Linked DNA regions of Homo sapiens: region 1 is linked to region 2. The links are chromatin loops, found by intact Hi-C in ENCODE. Cell type or tissue: right lobe of liver. All regions are shown on one strand. Each heading gives the region's core, and the rest is flanking DNA. Links, peaks and the distances in the headings are about the cores only.

Evidence for each region. Peaks named below come from ENCODE experiments on the same cell type or tissue, not always from the same donor. Only the 100,000 strongest peaks of a DNase experiment are listed, where the experiment ranks them.
Region 1: a loop joins it to region 2, with 2.6 times the contacts of the local background. A loop is called at or near these places in 35 of 110 quality-filtered maps.

The regions. Positions count from the first base shown.
Region 1 is chr15:58,111,555-58,121,224 of GRCh38, forward strand. No RefSeq gene overlaps it. Among named protein-coding and RNA genes, the nearest start is that of AQP9, 22 kb to the right of the region's middle. RefSeq lists an enhancer at 1-226. In right lobe of liver, for the core only: a CTCF peak has its summit at 4,242 (motif pointing right); a DNase peak (open chromatin) is centred at 6,337; H3K27ac peaks cover 1,461 bases.
Region 2 is chr15:58,171,059-58,180,728 of GRCh38, forward strand. It overlaps AQP9 (aquaporin 9), which reads left to right. Exons shown (of 6, transcript NM_020980.5): 3 at 2,010-2,147; 4 at 3,860-3,978; 5 at 8,070-8,287. Among named protein-coding and RNA genes, the nearest start is that of AQP9, 38 kb to the left of the region's middle. In right lobe of liver, for the core only: no CTCF peak of the experiment used is centred there; no DNase peak of the experiment used is centred there; H3K27ac peaks cover 501 bases.

The DNA of each region.
Region 1 (9,670 bases), core at 960-8,959, 59 kb before region 2:
CTTGGTGCAGAGAGTGGATTGATCTGATAGGTAAGAGAAGACATTGTAAATGTAGCAGGAGAATGCCGGGATAAGAGTGACATTAGAGAAATAATTTTCTGGATTGTTAAAGAAACCAGTTAAGCCAGTGGCTCGCAACATATTTGGGGCACTGACTGCTGAGGTAGATTGAATAATGGCCTCCCAAAGACATTCACATTCTAATTCCTGGAACCCATTAGTGTTATGGTATGTGGCAAAGGGGACTTTGCAAATGTTAGGGATCTCAAGATGGGGAGACTATCCTGGATTACCTGAGTGGGGCCAATGTAATCACAAGGGTCTTTATCAGAGAGAGACAGGAGGTCAGAGTGAGTAGGCAATGTAACGACATAAGCGAGGGCTGGACTAGTGCAAGGAGGTGACCACAGGCCGACAAATGCTGGTGGTATCCGGAAGCTGGGAAAGGCAAAGAAACGGAAGCCTCCAGAAGGAGTGAAGCCCTCCCAAAGCTTTGATTTTAGACTTCTGTCCTCCAGAACTGTAGGAGAAAAAACTTATGTTGTTTTAAGCCGTTAAATTTTTAGTGATTGTTACGGTGGTACTAGGAAACTGATACAAGCCCCTTTAAGAGGCTGATGGAAAGTATTATTTGACACAAGAAATACGTGTATGTACACAAACACACAAGAATTTAAAAAATATTTTCAGGGGTTTTATAGTCCCACTAAAGCTCATCTGTGGACCTTATAGAGGGTGTTTAGTTCCCAGGTTAATAAACCCTGGAGTTGACAGGTTATTTTCATACTTAACACATGTAATAAAAAGGTTTAGGGCTGTATCAGTAAGACAGGAAAAGACAGTGTAAATCTAAGAGGTATTATGGTAGAGGGCTAAATTTGCAGTCTAAGGACAGGGCTACATTAAAGCTGACTCCAAGATTTCAAACCTGGGAGACCAAGAGAATAGGTTATGTCAACAAGAGATGGAGAAGGTAAGAAGACAAGAAAGTTTGCCGGGAAAAATGTGGGGTACAGCCTGTGATACAGAGGCTACCATTCGAGGTCTTCAGTTCATCTCAGGACCTAGAACCCCCAAGGAGAACACTTGTGTGAGGCAAACCAGAGGCTAGAGCTCAGGCTTGAAAAGAAACGTGAGAGAATGAGCAAGAGAGAGGCCAAGAACAGAGCTTGGGGTAGAGTTCCCCCAGCAAGGAATTGAGTAGAGCCAGGGAAGGGACTGGAAATGGATCATCATGGATGCCACAGAGGTGGGCGTGAGGATGATGCCCCCAATCTGTACCCGCCAATTCCTCTAATCAATATAATAACTGACTGCTACCTGAGGTTCAACCCCAGGATCAGTTCAGTTCCTAGGAAGACTGGTAAGTTGGTCTTCAGCCAGAGGGATGTTAAGATGGAAAAATATAGTTAATTGACTCAGAATTGGGGCCAAAATAACAACAAACAACAGAAGTAAAATAAATAAACAAAGTGCAGGACAGCATAATGTGAAAAGATACAACCAGGGCTGTCCCAGGAAATTCCAGATATCTGGTCTAACTTGATAATGGACAACGAGGTCTATGTCATTATTTTAGGAGTCTATAAAAAGGTACCCCTACAATATGTAGACAGCTTAAGGAAAGGGTCACTCTAAATTTTATGCAAAAAAATAGAACATTCTGGAGAAAAGTATGAGCTCTAGAACTGTTGGGGTGATTGGACCCAACACCAGGTCGTGGGGGTGACGAAGTCCGGCAGAATTAAAGAAATGAGAAAAGACACTTTGAGAGAGAAAGTGGGACCAGCGGGCCATCATGAGTGTGGAGGCTGCGAAGGCCCCGAGTTCTGGAAGCTCAGACTATTTATTGGTGATCAAACAAAGAAACAGGTGGTGAGAATGTGGGGTTGAAAGGGAGCGTTGCATTAAGCACATGATTTACAGCTGTGATGGTTTAGCATATGCTCTGCTACTTGAGATAGTGGAGAGCAGGTTCTTTTAACTCAAGATACAATCAATCCTGGGAGAGCAAGGAGCAAGGAGCCAGCAAGTCTAGACACATTCCAGAGTCAAGAGCCCTGGATTCTATCCAAGCCACGAGGGGTTTTATGCCCCGGACTTAGATTATGGTGTGTCAGGGTAGCCTTCCACCTTTTAGCACAGAGTTTGGTGTTCCAAAGGCCACAAAGGGTTTTAGACCCTGGACCCCACATGTGTTCCAAGACTCTTTTACATTATGTCAGACATGCAAGCCCTGCCTCAGCTTCTCCCAACACTCAGCTTTTCCCAACATAGAACCAGGAAGACCTCGATTCAAATCAGGACTCCTCCAGTTACTGCCACCCAGGCAAATGTCCTAATGCCCGGAAGTCTAGTTTTCTTATCTTTAGAACTGCAATAACAATATCTTTCATTACAAAGATATTGCCAAGATTATGTGTGGTAATATTTGTATTGTAAATTATTTTTAATCTTCCATATTTATGATTTTTTGGTATCTTAAGAAAACCTTTCTAGCTGAGCAGAGACTGCTCCCCCAGGGCTAGCCAATTCTTAAAGATTACCAAATGGCTCAGGTAGGAGCACGTCTTTGATATACTAACCAATCCAGAGCCATACCTTCTCTATCTGGTCCACACACCCCAAGAAGCAAGATTTCTGTGCCTTAATCATCAAAAGACCAGGTGCCAGGCAATTCGCAACCATCCATATAGCCTAAAGCCCACTGAAATTATCAAAATAACCAATGCTAAACTGTACACCCTGTCCTGATTTTCCTTTCCTTTGGAAATCTCAAAACAGTCCTAAACCTTTATTTAGGGCTGTGGTGGCTCACCCCTGTAATCCCAACACTTTGGGAGGCCAAGGTGGGAGGATCACTTGAGCCCAGGAGTTTGAGAGCAGCCTGGGCAATGTAGTGAGACCTTGCCTCCATAAGGTCTCTACAAAAAATTAAAAATTGGCAGGGTGTGGTGGCTCGTGACTGTAATCCCAACTATGAGGGAGGCTGAGGTGAAAGGATTGCTTGAACCCAGGAGTTGGACACTGCAGTGAACTTTGATCATGCCACTGCACTCCAGCCTGGGTGACAGAGCAGGAACTCATCTCAAAAAAGAAAAAAAGACCTAAACCCTCTCCTTGCTACTGTCACCTGCCTCCCGACCACCCTAGTGTCTTTCCCTTATATGTAGCACTTTGTGGGGTAGCATGGCCTGCCGTGCCTCTTGTCTCTAGGATCTGTGAGTATAATAAACTTCGTTTTTTTACCTGAGCCTCTCCTGTATCTCCTCTTGGGGCCACACCTGATTGACCATCACATAAAAGATTACAAAACAATATTCATAAAGCAATTTGCATGGTACTTGACACATAAAAAATTGCTCAGTAAGAAGTGGCTGTTGTCCCTTGATAAGACAGCTGCTAGGCAGTATGTCTTGGAGATGTTACACAATATGATTGTGCTCCTCCACAATAACATTCTATCTAATCTAGTCTGATCTAATCTACTTCCACATCAGATCAAGGGGGTGTTACTCTGAAACTGTAACCCACTCCATAGTATTGTGAAATGTCTGAGGTCATGGTGCTGTCATAAAGAAAAGGGGTTGCTTGGAATCTAGAAAAAGTATAGACAAAGAAGAGTCACAGGTATTATGTCCTTCCTGTTTGTCATATGGACTGTGTTATATGAAATAATTCATTTACTCCTCAGAAGAGTCCCATGAGGTATGAACTATTATTATATTCATATGTCCTATAAGGAAACTGAGGTGCAAAGCAGTTAATAGCTTGCTCAAGGTTCATAGCTATTAAGTATTGAAAGAGAAATATTAATAGAAACCCAAGCCCTCTAATTTGGGGGTTTTTGAACTCAACCCTATACTCTTCTCTCTCTCACGAGTAAGGAAATGGTCTCCAGCACCACTCAGGTGATGGAGTCATGACCAAAGAACACAATGTTCTGGTTCCTTCCATAGATAGATCCCCACAGTAGAAATAGGTACATCAATCAGGTTACTGTCTGAATCTTTTCTGGAACAGAGTGATAGGAATGAGGGTGCTAGGGTTTCTGACACATAAAGATTCTGGTTGCTGGGCTAGATGTCAGAATGGATGGGGACAATTTCCAAGAGTTATCTGAAGGACAGAAGCCAGGAGTGAAAGTCAGGTTGAGAACTAGGAACCATCTAAAGAAATATCAATCCCAAAGCAGATGGACTCAAAGGTGAAAACCTGGCTGAGGAAAAGGGAGTATGAAATAGAGCCACCAGATGGAGTCATAGGGTCTGGAACCTGGAGACAGAATCCCTGAGAGTGGAATGGGAAGCAAGTTCTTTCTTGAAGGGAACCTGTCTGTGGATGGAAGGAGCAGTTCAGTAATAACAGTGACTTGTTAAGGCAGCCATTCCCTCCATTCTAATCCATGTTTTCCAAGATTCCAAGAGTAATTTGGCTTCTCTGATAGACTTTACTACTAAGGAAGCATGTGCTGATCAGCCAACAGGGTAATCATGGTTGTTCTGCACAACGTAAGTTAATAAATGGTCATCTTGTTTGTTAGTCAGTATCTGGTGAATATTGTAACACGATTCAGTTCTCCAGGACTCAGTCACATTTGGGCAATACAATAAAATTAAGCTTCCAGATCTGGGAAGCTGAAAACATCCTTGGTCTCAGTTGATTCCACTCGAAGGACAATCATATCTCCTTTTGTAAGAGAGTTAATCAGTCTTACCTTAACATCTTTTTAGGGGCAAGAAGTTCCATAAATTCTATGTACTAAGAGTTCATTTAATTCAATTGCATGCAAATTAAATGACAATATTATATTTTACAAGCAGTAGCGGCACCAAGAGGTGGCTTGTAGGGCTTTAGGAATCTCCCAATTTCCATCACCTGCTTCAAGCCTCCCCAAATATAATTATAATGGACCAATTTTGGAGGTGTGTAACTCACATTTTTCAAAACTTATTTAAAGTATCTTCACAAAACAGTTCTATGGGTCCACATCATGCATTCAACACAACTCCAAGAAGTCCCCAAGCTCTTCTTCCAACCAGACTTTTGACCCTGAGGCCCCACTGTTCATGAGTGAAATCAGTAGCAGAACAAGGAGGGACAGCACATTCTAGAAGAAAGAAGACAGGACTAGAAATTAGGGGCTGGGTGCGGTGACTCAGGCCTGTAATCCCAGCACTTTGGAAGGCCAAGGCAGGTGGATCACGAAGTCAGGAGTTCGCAACCAGCCTGGCCAAAGTGGTGAAACCCTGTCTATACTAAAAATACAAAAATTAGCTGGGCAATGGTGGCATACACTTGTAATCTTAGCTACTCAGGAGGCTGAGGCAGGAGAATTGCTTGAACTCAGGAGGTGGAGGCTTCAGTGAGCCGAGATTGTGCCACTGCACTCCAGCGTGGGCGACAGAGCAAGATTCTGTCTCAAAAACAAAAACAAAAGAATAAAAGAAATTAGGATACTCGATCCTAGCATTCTAGTCTTGGTCCCCCATGAGCTGACTCCAGGGAAGTCACTGAGTCTCTCCTGCCTTATTTATGATAAAAGAGTTGGGTTATGTGTATATTACCATTTTTTCCAAATCTAAAATTCTGATCTTGCGAATCTCTCTGCAAGAGAGTAGACAATGTTATATTAATTTCTTTGCAAATGCATTTGCTAAACAAAGGGATGAGTACTTATTAACCAGCGAGTCCTCATCTCTGTTCTAATTTCACCCTGGGCTATTTGATAAAATAGAAGTTCTATACATTTACCAAATTTACCAACACTGTAACTGTTTTCTTAATTGGATTGAATTCATCTTGAGAGCCAGGGCTGCTTTTCATTTATCTTCCTGTATTCAGGACCTAGCACAGTGCTAAGCATCCATACACTCAAATAATGTTTGCCGAACTGAACTGAGTCCATAAGAATTTTTAAAAATATAATATAGACAATATAGGAAGTCCATTCAGTCAACATGTTTTAAGATAGTGGATTAAACCACTTTCAAGGTGTCACTTTATCTCTTTCATGTACCAAACATAATAAATATTTAAAAATTATAGATAAAATGCTCATTTGAAAGGTGTTGTTAACTTCCATTTAGTTTCAAATAGATTGCAATGCTTTTCTTCCTGTCCTTTAGTAGCATACCAAATTTCAACAGTCTCTTTGATATCATGGATCAAACAAAAACAAAAGTGACCTTGCTTCATTTAGTTAACTCACTTTCCCTTAAATAAATTCTCCCTGAACAAATGTTTGGGTAAACAAATGGTCTTCATCTTTGTACCCAAAAGATCAATGAACTCAGATCACAGAGGACATAAAAGTCACAGAGTCAAGGAACCCCTTGGCGAGCACACATCCAGTCATGACTATGTTCAATTCAGATTGCTCAGTCAAAATGGAGCTGACTTAAATTTTTTTCCTACTGCTTATACAATTATTAATTGATTAGCTACTTTTATTATTTTAACTGTTAAAACCACTCAGGTTTGTGGGAATTTGATCAATTATTCTGAGATTCATCTACAAAAGATCTACCTGAATAAACATGGTCAGTCTCCAAAGTCTTTGCATTAAGCCAGAGGTATTTCAAAGTGTTTTTGAGCGTGTATTTCCATCAAGAAATATGGCATTTAAAAACACACCTTTCATTCACTACCAAGAACAAAGGTTTTCGTACCAATGGCATATTCTGCAGTGACTTCGTAGATAATGGTATATTTGAAATGACATAATTTTGTTTTTAATTTTCTACAGGTCATTGTAGTATATTTTCAACAGCTTGCAAATTAATTTTTAAATTATAATATAACCCTTGCTGGTTTTGGGAGATGAGGGAAACTTTCCTTGCCTATGTGCTTCAGTGTCTCCTGGAAGTCTATGGAGAGCCACAGGATATTGGCACCAGAAAAGACATGGCATCTTTCCCGAGGATGAAATAAAGGTCACCTAACTGAGACCAGTGGCCGTTGCTGTTTCTCTCCATTGTATTACAAATACGACGGCAGGAGAAGAGGGTTATATTGAAAGGAGCCATAACAATTGATTTTTGCATCCTCTTTGCTCAGTGGAGCAGTTGGAATGGAAATTTGTTGAGTCGCTTCTGGAAGGAGAGATTTATGATCTGGCACCTTCATAGACATGAATGGCAATATAACGAATTGAAAGAGTGATAGTTGCTAGGACCAGAAGGAATCCCCAGATTCTCAGAACTATAAGGGGAGTACATGGGACTAATATTCAGCGAGCAGTAGGCTTTGAGGCTTTCCACTGGCAAAACTTGAAAAGCAAGCAATGGACTCCCGTCCCGATTGCTAAGAAATTTAGGGTAAGTTCAATGGCTTTCTCAGGATATTGTGTTCAGCACCCCTGCTAGTGGGGGAATGGAAGTGGAAAAGTGCAGGGACTTACAGAGAATGGAAGTCCTAGATGTTTTAGTCCACTGTTAATGTGTGGGAAATGTGATTCCTCAACCCAATTCCCAGGTAACCTGGTAAATAATTTAGGCTCCTGAAATACTGACATTGCAGTTGTAACACTAGGCACCTTATGCACAGTTGTTGCCAATGCCCTATCATCAAGGCACAGGCCTTTGTGTTTTTTCAGTTCTGAAGATGAGTTTTGACTGGATCACTCCCAACCTGTGTGATCAGCTGTGTGATTGGGAGACGCATATGGCCAGGCCTGTGGAGTCCACTCAGGCCAAGTGACAAAGACCAAGCTCTTGGCCTCAGCTTTACCCTCACAGAGAGCTGCAGTTCTACCTAAGTTACCTTTCCCCAGTTTTAGTGTATTCATTCTATGTAATAGCACAATCATAAAGAAATTAGAAAAAGTTGAACAACATTTTTAAAAAATCATAACAAACAAAAAGTTATGTTCAAAATGTCCTTGCAGTTTTGGCAATGGGATTTCCCCATTGTGCTTAACCAATGGCAGGAGGTGTGATAGAACAGGATTCCAGAGGTGCAGGTTTGAATCCTCCCTCTCCACTAACTGCATCATGATTTTCGACAGGTCAGTCCTCTTTCTTGAGCTTCAGTTTCCTCAACTGCATAGTGAGGGTTTGCTTCACAACTTCTCATGTGTTTATTAAAGATTACACACCAGGCCAGGTGTGATGGCTCATGCCAGTAATCCCAGCACTTTGGGAGGCTGAGGTGGGGGGATCACTTGAGGTCAGTTTGAGACCAGCCTGGCCAACATGGAGAAACCCCATTTGTACTAAAAATACAAAAATTAGCTGGGCCTGATGGCACACACCTGTAATCTCAGCTACTCAGGAGGCTGAAGCATGAGAATCTTTTGAACCTGGGAGACGGAGGTTGCAGTGAGCCTAGATCATACCACTGCGCTCCATCCTGGGCAACAGAGTGAGACTCTGTCTAAAAAAAAAAAAAAATTAGGCACTAAGTATCTAACAGTCTAACAGTCAACATTTGTTTTTAGGCACTCACACTGTAGTAGGAGAGACAGGCAAGAAACAAGAAATTCATATATATATATAAAGTATGCACTATATCTGTTCCTTTTACTTTATAGGATTGTTTTGAGACACAAATAAAATAGTTGATGCAAATGTTTGATAAACCGTGAAGAGCTATTTTTTTTTTAATGAAAGGCCCAGCATTCTGTCCATACTCGATTCTCCATAAATATTTATTAAATTGTGCTTCTGTGATTATCATTTTTTTGTGAAAATGTTTTGTGTGTTTGGTAAAAGCAATCTTCCAGGTTTTCTTAGTTCATGAAAATGGAGTACATTGAAATGAGGTGATATTTCTAAAGCAGAAGATTTAACATGACCACCTGGATGTGACTGTATTCTCTTATCCTTTCCCAAAGCCTTATCCATCTCTCATCAGCCTCTAAGACACACAATTCCTTTCCTTGCTCCTGCAACCCCTGACCAGAGTATCATAGATTTGTGGGTCTCGGGACACAGAAAGAAGGAAAAGATATCATGTCTGTTATGCAAGTTACTGGTAAATTTTGTTTCTTTGCATTACATGTTACCTGTACTAACCCCTTTAGACCATACCAAAAAGTATAAAACATAGTTCTTTTTTTTCTTTTTTTTTATTATTATTATACTTTAAGTTTTAGGGTACATGTGCACAATGTGCAGGTTAGTTACATATGTATACATGTGCCATGCTGGTGTGCTGCACCCATTAATTCGTCATTTAGCATTAGGTATATCTCCTAAAGCTATCCCTCCCCCCTCCCCCCACAAAACATAGTTCTTACTTGGGAAGAGTTTATAATCTATTTGAAGAGAGAAAACATATGCATGCATACACATGTACAAATACACAAGAAGAGAGAAGAAACTGATGTGATTAAGGGCTGTGTAATTCATACAGTGAGTGGTATATGTATTTGATCGTGGGAGATTTCCCTGTTCAATGGAATTGTGAGGGAAGGGCTCATAAGTGAATTAGTAAGTCCAATTCTTCAAAAGGTGAGGTGAGTACAATTTGGATGGAAAAAGAGGCGGAAGAAGAATCTTCCAGAAGAGAGGATACAGCACAAGCAAAGCCTTGTAGGCAGAAATGAATAAGGAGTGTTGTAGAGGAATCTATAAGTACCCTTCGGATAAAATGAAGTGTTTCATGCTGGGAATATTGAGATACATATTTGGGCAACTATGAAGGAGCAGATTTATGGCAGAACTTA
Region 2 (9,670 bases), core at 634-8,633:
GGATCACAGGTGCGAGCCACCACGCCCAACTAATTTTTTTTTTTTTTTGAGACGGAGTTTCGCTCGTTGCCCAGGCTGGAGTACAGTGGCACCATCTCGGCTCACTGCAACCTCCGCCTCCTGGGTTCAAGCAATTAGCCTGCCTCAGCCTCCCGAGTAGCTGGGAATGCAGGTGCCTGCCACCACGCCCAGCTAATTTTTTCTATTTTTAGTAGAGACGGCGTTTCACCATGTTGGGCAGGCTGGTCTCAAACTCCTGACCTTGTGATCCACCCAACTCAGCCTCCCAAAGTGCTGGGATTACAGGCATGAGCCACTGCACCTGGCCCCGCACCCCTTTTCCTTTCACAATGGCTACCTCCAGGCAGCTGGAGGCAGCTACTCTGCAGCAAGCCTCTGGGAGAAGAGAAACTTCCCACTGCCCTGTGTGCCCCCTCCTCCCTCCTAACCCCTGTTTCTAGCCTTCCCTGGTAAGGTGTACTGCTAGTCTCCAGAACTGTGGCTTTCCTGGATTTGAAAGGAAAACACAACAGTTGAAGTGTTTATAAGGCTTTAGGAAATCATCTGTGCTTCAATACACTGGCATTTTCTTGCTCATTGTAGCCACTGAGTGGCAGGGGCAGGTGAAGAAAGGACTCTTGTGGCTTAGCCAGCAGCCAGAATCCCCCACCCACTGCAAGTCCATTTTGCCCTGGAGACTTGGAAAAAGCATAGCTTTCTCCACAGGGAGTGGTAGAGGCTTCTGGAAACAAGTGCACCTATTGGTTCTGTGCAGGATCATCATCATCATCATCATCATCATCATCATCACCACCATCATCCCTCCTTTGTTTACGACCAAGGCCACAGCCTGAAAGTCCACATCTCAATGTGGTGTCTCTGATTCCCCCTCCACAAAAAATGTCATCTGTATTCCTCAAATGAACATCTGTTTTCACTAGGAAGTGAGCCTATATGCTCAGACAATTTTTTTAAATTCTTTATTTATTTTTCTGCCCACAAAAGCAGAGAAGCCTTTATAAACACGGTGAAGATGGGCTGGAAGTGGTATAGCAGAAAACACAGGCTCTAGAATTCAGATAAACCTGAATCTGAATCCTGGTTCTTCCATTTACTGACCATGTAGCCTTAAGAAACTTACTTTCCGTCCATGCCTCAGTTTTCTCATCCGTTAACTGGAGTAGTACTCATCTCATTGGGTTCTTAAGAGGATCAAATCCACCTACTAACCCTACAATGGTGTCTGGTAAGTATTTGATAAATGCTGCTGTTGTTGTTACTAGCAAAGCCAGCTGGGGATGTTAGAGACCAACCACAGAGCAAACTCTCTATTTGATTTTATGGCTGGATGCAAGTCAAGGAAGCCGATTTCTCTAGCTGGAGCTTGGGCTGGGCTCAGGAAAGGGTTGCTACATTTCTGTATAGGAGAGAAATGCATTGTTTATGCAGAGGAACTGAGAACAAGCCACTCACACTGTGACCACCTCAAAATCAACTATGCCCCCACCCTCAGCAACCCACAGTCATTTTCCTTTAAAGATACATCTCTTTTGAGCTTGTTTTTATATCCTCTGGGCATGGCCGGAGGAACTGCTAGATATAGATTTAAATCTTATACATATATTGGATAAGCATATTGACTTTTAAAAGATATCGAAGTTAATAGCTACATCAGTCTGTTTGGGGTGACTGCTTTATAGATAGAGGGATTCAAGCCTATTAAAAAAACAGCCACTTGAGCACATCAAGTTTCTTTTTATACCTGACTCTCTTTTCATCAAGATAAACATTCTAAACTGTTATCCAAGGATGCCATGAAAATGATCATTCCTCCTTCTCTCCCTGCTCAGATACACACTCTCTCTTTCACGTGCATACACACCCCTCTTTCTCCTCATAGGCAGTAGTTCTCTGCCTAGAAGACTGAATTCCACCTGAGGTCTCTAGATGGTTTTCTGTATATTCTTCTTCCTAACCTGCCCTCTCACTTCTCCAATCTTCCCTTGCAGGTGGTCACATCAACCCAGCTGTGTCTTTAGCAATGTGTCTCTTTGGACGGATGAAATGGTTCAAATTGCCATTTTATGTGGGAGCCCAGTTCTTGGGAGCCTTTGTGGGGGCTGCAACCGTCTTTGGCATTTACTATGGTGAGTAAAGTCCCTGAGTCCTAAGGTTAGGAAGAGCTGGGCATAATTTGAAAGTCAGAATTACTTGGTAGGCACAGGCGAGAAAAAGCAAGGACGGGAAGCATTCTACAAGTGACAGCAAGTTCTAAATTTGAGAAAATGAGGCCATATTACCATTCCAGCAAATTCGTGAATCCTGTTAATGAAAATGGTCATATCTTAAATGGGGAGCAGAACTTAAAGGAAGCCTGTCTTTGTGCCAAGCCAGCACTGCAACATACACATCCATACAACAAGCAGTAGGCCAGTGGCTTCCCCACTGCTGTCTCTGATTTGGCTGGGAAAAGAGGTGTTTTCTGGTGACAAAGGTGTGACCAGTAAGTATTGAGAGAAGGACTCTGGGAAGATGTCTTTGAAGGAAGAGACACAGCAGAGATGTGGGCTGGGTGGGAGCCTCATTGCCCTTCTATCAAACAGCCAGGGCTTCCACTCTGCAACAGTCCTTGGGAAAAACACAGTATTGGTCATAGAAGACCAGACTTTAGCTCTAGCTGTTCAGTAAATACCTGTGCAACTTAAATAAGTCATCTGATCTGACTAGCCTCAGTTTCCTCCTCTGGAAAATGAGGGAATTGAATCAGATGACTCTCGAGGCCTTTCAAACTAAAACACCTTGGTGTTCCCATGAAATCAACTGTTAAAGCAGCTCCTTCCTTCTAACCCAAGGTAAGCCTTAATACATTATGACTTACCCAAACTGAAGACCTTAGGAAGTAGAATTTATGAACCAGGCCTTATAGAAATGGGTCATGGAGGGCTGGGTGTGTGGTGGCTCATGCCTGTAATCCCAACACTTTGGGAGGCATAAGTGGGAGGATCGTTTGAGCCCAGTAGTTCAAGACCAGCCTGGGCAACATAGGGATACCTCGTCTCTTCAGAAAAAAAAATTAAAAATAAGCCAGGTGTGGTAACTCACATCTGTAGTCCCAGCTACTCAGGAGGCTGATAAGAGGATTGCTTCAGCCCAGATCAAGGCTGCAGTGAGCCAGGATCATGCCATTGCACTCCAGCCTGGGCAGCAGAGCAAGACCCTGTCTCCAAAGAAGAAAAAAAAGAAAAAAAAAAAGGAAAAGAAATAGGTTATGGAAAGGGACTTTTCCCCATAGAGTGTCTCTCTGAGAATTAGAGTCTAAAAGGGCTAAAATGGAATTCAAGAACACACAGGAAATTCAGAGCCCGCTGCTGTGGCAAGAATGGCCTGGGGTCAGTGCTAGCTGTGGCAGTGGCTGCAATACCCCTGGCTCTAAGGGCATCTTCAGTATACTGCAACACCCTCAAATTCTGGAGTGGTATTAGGGGTTACTGAGAGCCCTCTGGGAATTATAAATTATTCCTAGAGCAAGACCAAGCCCCACTTTGGCTTACAGTTGACCTCGAAAACTCCAAGAATTCCCCCAAAAGAGAACTCATTCCCAGGACCCTATCGAAGAATAATTTGTCCAAGTTTGCAGTGGGCCATTCAGAGAGGCCAAAGGCCTTCTTCCTTTGACCCTCCATCCTGGGATTCACCTGGGCATCTCTAAAACTATCATTCCTCGGAAGTAGAGAGAGACAAATGACATGGCTATGCCAAGCTCAATCTGAGTGACTGGTTGTTTAGCACAAGGCTTGGCACAGGCCTCCTTCAACTCTTCCCAGGGAACACTAATGTGCCAGAGCTTTCTCTTTCATAGATGGACTTATGTCCTTTGCTGGTGGAAAACTGCTGATCGTGGGAGAAAATGCAACAGCACACATTTTTGCAACATACCCAGCTCCGTATCTATCTCTGGCGAACGCATTTGCAGATCAAGTAAGTGTAGATTCAACAAAGACTTAACTTTGGTGAAAAGATATGCTCTCATAAGGGGAATGCATTGGAGAATTAGAGACCAATCAGAAAGGAGAGATTATATTTCCAAAGGCAGAGGTTGCTGGGCATAACCCAAGCTTTCTTGATAATCGTTTTACCTTTACAAGGAGCTGATACCACCAGAAAAGTTTTCTCCTTCCTCTTTAATACGTACACTTGTTTAACATTAGTTGAGATCCAGAAAAGAGTGAATGACTAAACATTTCAATCCCTGTAGACACAAATGGACTTCACTTCACTATTGACTCTTTTGAACAAGTGGTCTAAGTGTGGAGGCCACAAGAGAAGATATTTCTATTTCAAATCAAAGACTGTGAAGGGTGGTAGTTGAGCCTAGGGGATCATCAATCCTCTCTGTCTCACCATGTGCATAGGTTTATTTATTTAAACTCTCAAGGTGGCTAGAAGTATCTCTGCTTATTGACCTTTAAACAAGCTTCTAGCACCCAAGCATACTGTGGTGTAACCAATAGCACACCTATTTGGTCAGCTTATGGCAGGACTAACATTGTCAACTCAAAAGACTCTTCTTCCCTTACTGTGTCCCAAGAAGGCTGCTGGTTATCTTGGTCAGGGCAGTGGAAGGAAGGCTATATTTTTCAGTATCTCTAAGTTCTTCCTCTATGATCAGGACTTATACAGTGGAGCAGATCAGAATGGGCATGTGTATAAAATGGATCTTCCAGTTCATCAGCTATGCCCACCTCCATTCAATGTATGGATGAAAAACTATGCCCTCATGTCCTCAGCTTTTTTACTTTCCACTTTCATCAATAAATCAAACAGGCAACAAGTGTTCATTAAAAACTCACTATGTGCTTGGCCCTTTGTCTGGAGCTTGAAAGACTGACGAGTAAATGTGAGTTGTAAAGATCCAAGATGCAGAGTCTGAATGCTTGAATTAAAATAGCTGTTCTGCCTCCAACTTCCTGCGTGGCTTCAGCAAAGTACTGAACTTTTTGGGTCGCAAGTTATTCACTTGTAAAATGGGGATAATATGAGCCTTCATGAAGTTACTTATGAGGATAAAAAGAATAATATGAGAAAAACGCATTGTAAGCAGTATCTGCCCAGAAATTTTGAATCTAGTTGAAGAGCATTGAACAAGGAAACAATGCAAAATAAGATATAATTAGACAGAGCTGGGCACGGTGGTTCACATCTTACTCCCTGCATTTTGGGAGGCCAAGGTGGACAGGTCACTTGAGCCCAGGAGTTCACTACCAGCCTGGGCAACATGGCAAAACCCTGCCTCTACCAAAAATACAAAAATTAGCCATGCGTGGTGGTGCTTGCATGTAGTCCCAGCAACTTGGGAGGCTGAGGTGGGAGGATAGCTTGCACCCAGGAGTTGGAGGCTGCAGTGAGCTATGATTACACCACCACACCTCAGCCTGGGCAAAAAAGAAGAAAATTAGATAGGAAACTGGAGTATAGCGACCATATTATAATAGAAATTTGAAGCAGAGAGCATAGAAGAGCGAGGACAATTTTGGTTATTTTGGTGTTTTTCTCTAAGCTTTTTTTTTTTTTTTTTAAGACTGAGCCTGTTGCCCCAGGCTGGAGTGCAGTGGCGTGATCTCAGCTCACTGCAACCTCCACCTCCCAGGTTCAAGCAATTCTCCTGCCTCAGCCTTTGGAGTAGCTAGGATTCCCAGTGTGAGCCACCACTCCTGGCTAATTTTTGTATTTTTAGTAGAGACGGGGTTTCACCATGTTGGCCAGACTGGTCTCGAACTCCTGACCTCATAATCCGCCTGCCTAAGCCTCCCAAAGCTGTATCTTGATCAATGCTGACCTGCATACCATATCCTGAGCTTCCTTCATTGTGTCCTTGTCTCAGAGTGAGTTGGCAATTTCTCTAAGGTCTGTGGTTTCTAAGCCCATTATTGTGTATAAAGTCAAGTAGAAAAAGCGAATATTAGAAAACCCTGAGGCTGTAACCGTCAGCAAACCCTGAATGCTGTCCGTATTCTTAGGCTTTGGAGAGAGTTCCAAAAATTGCCAATTATCAGTCAGTCAACACCCAACAGAGCTCTTGGCCATCATGACCATATTTTGGGGTCACCTTATTTCAAGATTACTAAATTGTTTAGCTGTAAATACTCTTCAAGCATATTCCTTGGTTTAGTTAATAATCAATCATTTATTTACCCAATAACTATTTACTGGGCACCTACTTAGCCAAGTACAGCTCTATACTCTTCCTTCTTCAAGGAGTTCAGAGTCTGAGGCTCAATCTAACAAGTAAGTAGATACTCTTTTGCAGAGTGACAGGGACACTGATACAAGTAAAGTCAGAATGTCATGGAAGCCCAGAGGAGGGAGCTTTTACTCTGCAAGAGAGAGTTGGAGAAGGCATTCCAGAGAAGAGTGCTCTTGGGGGAACATGTGTCTTTTAATATTAATTAAAAATTATTTTAACATTATTATTTTGGAAAGCAGATGAAATGATAATGAACTTAAACTTTAAAATCAGTTGCCTGGTTCCCATCCTGATTCTTCTGCTTACAAGTTTGACATTGGACAAGTGTCTTAACCTTGTTTTACTCGAGTTTTCTTATCTATAAACTGAGAATAATAGCAGGATTTACCTCACAGCATTACTGTGAAGTTTTAATGAGATAAAGCATATGAAGTACCTGGCACATAATAAATGTTCAATAAATAATAGCTATCATTTAACTGTTAAAGTAAAACAGTAGTTTGGAAAACTAATAACATAGAAACCAGCTATAATTGGCCAATTCAAATACCTATTATCATTTTTGTTTATTGTCTTAAAATTTTTCTTTTACGTATGTTTTTAAGTAGAGTCAACCCTACATATCCATGAATTCTGCATCCATGGATTCAACCAACCATGGATCAAAAATATTTTTAAATTGCATTTGTATTGGACATGTACAGACTTTTTTCTTGTCATTATTCCCTAAACAATACCGTATTCACATTATATCAGATATTATAATAATCTAGAGATGATTTAAAGTATACAGGAGGATGTGCATAGGTTATATACAAATAATACACAATTTTATATTGGGGACTTGAACATCCATGGATTTTTGGTACTTGCAGGAAGTCCTGGAACCAATCCCCCACAGACACCAAGGGACAGCTGTATAAAACACAAAACAAAACACAAACACAAACAAAAAAATACAAATTTTTTTCACTTAATGTTATAAGTATTTTTAAATATTACTACATAGCTTTTATGTTTATAGTTTTTAATGGCTATACAGTAGACTAAAAAAAGAGTAAAAGCTTCCAGTTTTTCAGTACTATAAATTTTGCTAAAGTGGACATTTTAAAATGATTTTTCCACGTTTTAGATTATTTCCATTGTGTAATTCTCAAACATCCAGCAGCATCAAATTGTATAAATAAATTTATGTTTTTGAATGCATATTGCTAAATTATTGCTGAATTTCCTTTTAAAAGCATAGTACTTGTTTAGATCTATTAGAAAAGCCTGAAATAACGGGTATCTTTTTCCTAACATTTGATATTGTTTGGATTTATTTTATTACTAATGAGTTTTTACCACTGCTTTCCTAATTCTGTTTTCCTTTTTTGAATTTTCTGTTCACTTCCTTTGCACACTCATCTATTGATATCTCACATTGCTTTTCTCACCAATTTGAACAAGCCTTTCATTCATTTTTCCAGCCTGCAGCTTGCCGTTCTACTTAGCTGAGTAGTAGCTTAGCAGGATAGTGTGGTATTAAGATAACAGTCTCTGGAGCCAAACTCTCTGGATCCAAACCTGACTGCCACCTACTAAGTGGGCAGGGTAACCAATCTGTAAATGAGAATTATATTGGCTTCTCCTCTAGAATTGCTGTAGAAAGAAGAGAGACTGGCACAATTATTCACCCAGTACATGCCAGTTATTACTAGGCATATTGTAATATAAGTAAAATAGTAATATTGTAATATTGTAAAATAGTAAGAAGGGATGATTTTGAGACATGCAGGTGAGCAGAATGCAGGCTAAAGCCCTGGCTCAACTTCTCCCTCTCCAGGTGGTGGCCACCATGATACTCCTCATAATCGTCTTTGCCATCTTTGACTCCAGAAACTTGGGAGCCCCCAGAGGCCTAGAGCCCATTGCCATCGGCCTCCTGATTATTGTCATTGCTTCCTCCCTGGGACTGAACAGTGGCTGTGCCATGAACCCAGCTCGAGACCTGAGTCCCAGACTTTTCACTGCCTTGGCAGGCTGGGGGTTTGAAGTCTTCAGGTAAGTAACAGTGGTGGGGAAGAGAGAGACAGAGTCATGCTGCGCCTCACCAGTGGGGCGGGGCTTTGACATGGAGATCCAGGGAAGTTCAGATGACAGCGCCAACGTTAACTGCACACTCTGGTCATAAGCATGAGACATTTCACTGGTATTTTGTGGTATGATGTGTGTGTGTGTGTGTGTGTGTGTGTGAAAGAGAGAGAGAGACAGAGAAAGAGAGGCGGCTCTAGGTAAATTCAATAGAGATAAAACTGTCCCACATAATAATAATCCCTCAATTGCTATATGATTTTATGTGAACATTTTAGCTGTATAACTTGTCTGCAGATTCATTTTGTGACAAAGTTGGGCTACAATTTGCATCCTATGATGCCACTACAGGGCTCTTCCTCGTGAACCACGCAACCTATGCTGCACTTATTCCACAGATATTTGTTGGGCATTATCTGTGCTTTAGTCACTGTGCTAAGCAAGGAAATTTCAAATCAGCAAAAGCACTCACCTTGAGCGATATAATAAGTGCTCTGGCAACCCCTAAAAGTGCTGCAGGAACACAGATAACGTGTGAGTAACTGCCAGGGAAGCAGGGAAAGACATGACTGCAAATGTGAGAGCTGACTTGGTTCTGGAGATATGAGTAAGAACTTCCGGACAGGACAGACGTAAGATTGAGCCTCTGCCCCAGAAATGGCAAGACTCCACACTTTCTACTTCAGAATGTGCTGAGGAAATACGCCAACTGTTGGTACCTATCTTCTAGGACAAAATTTGCCCCTTCACTACTTCCTGGTTTCCCTGCATGCAGTCACAGAGGCGCATCCTCATCCACCCATGGCAACTTCCTATGGGGAAGGAGCTCACTTTGGTTCATCAGGAAACAGGGCTCTACCATGGAGAAAAGTAGGAAAAACATGTGTGAGCAAATTCTACTTTAATGTTTCCTGTGAGAACAAAGGACGTGAGTGTTCCCAAATGATGACCTAGACATAGAGTCATCAGGGTTTGGCCTGCATTTCACCAGGGTGAAAAATAAGTTAAAATAACTGGTACCATTGAGATCACCACCACAGATAGCACTCAGAGCATCTAGAGTGTAAGTGCCATGAGTACCTTGACAGCCTTTTCCCCTGGTATATCCACAGTGCCTAGAACAGGGTGTAGCTCATAGAAAGGCTCAATAAAAAGGTATTGAATAAAAGAATGAATGAATTCTATGTGACGGACACTTCCTAGGAGTTGAAGGATGCAAAGCAACTCAGTCAACATTCCCTGTCCTCAAGAAATTGACAATCCAATAAATTTCCTAGAACAGCAGTTCTCAACCAGAGGTGGGCAACTGTTCCCCAGGGCATTTTTGGTTGTCACGGCTGGACCTGAGGGAAG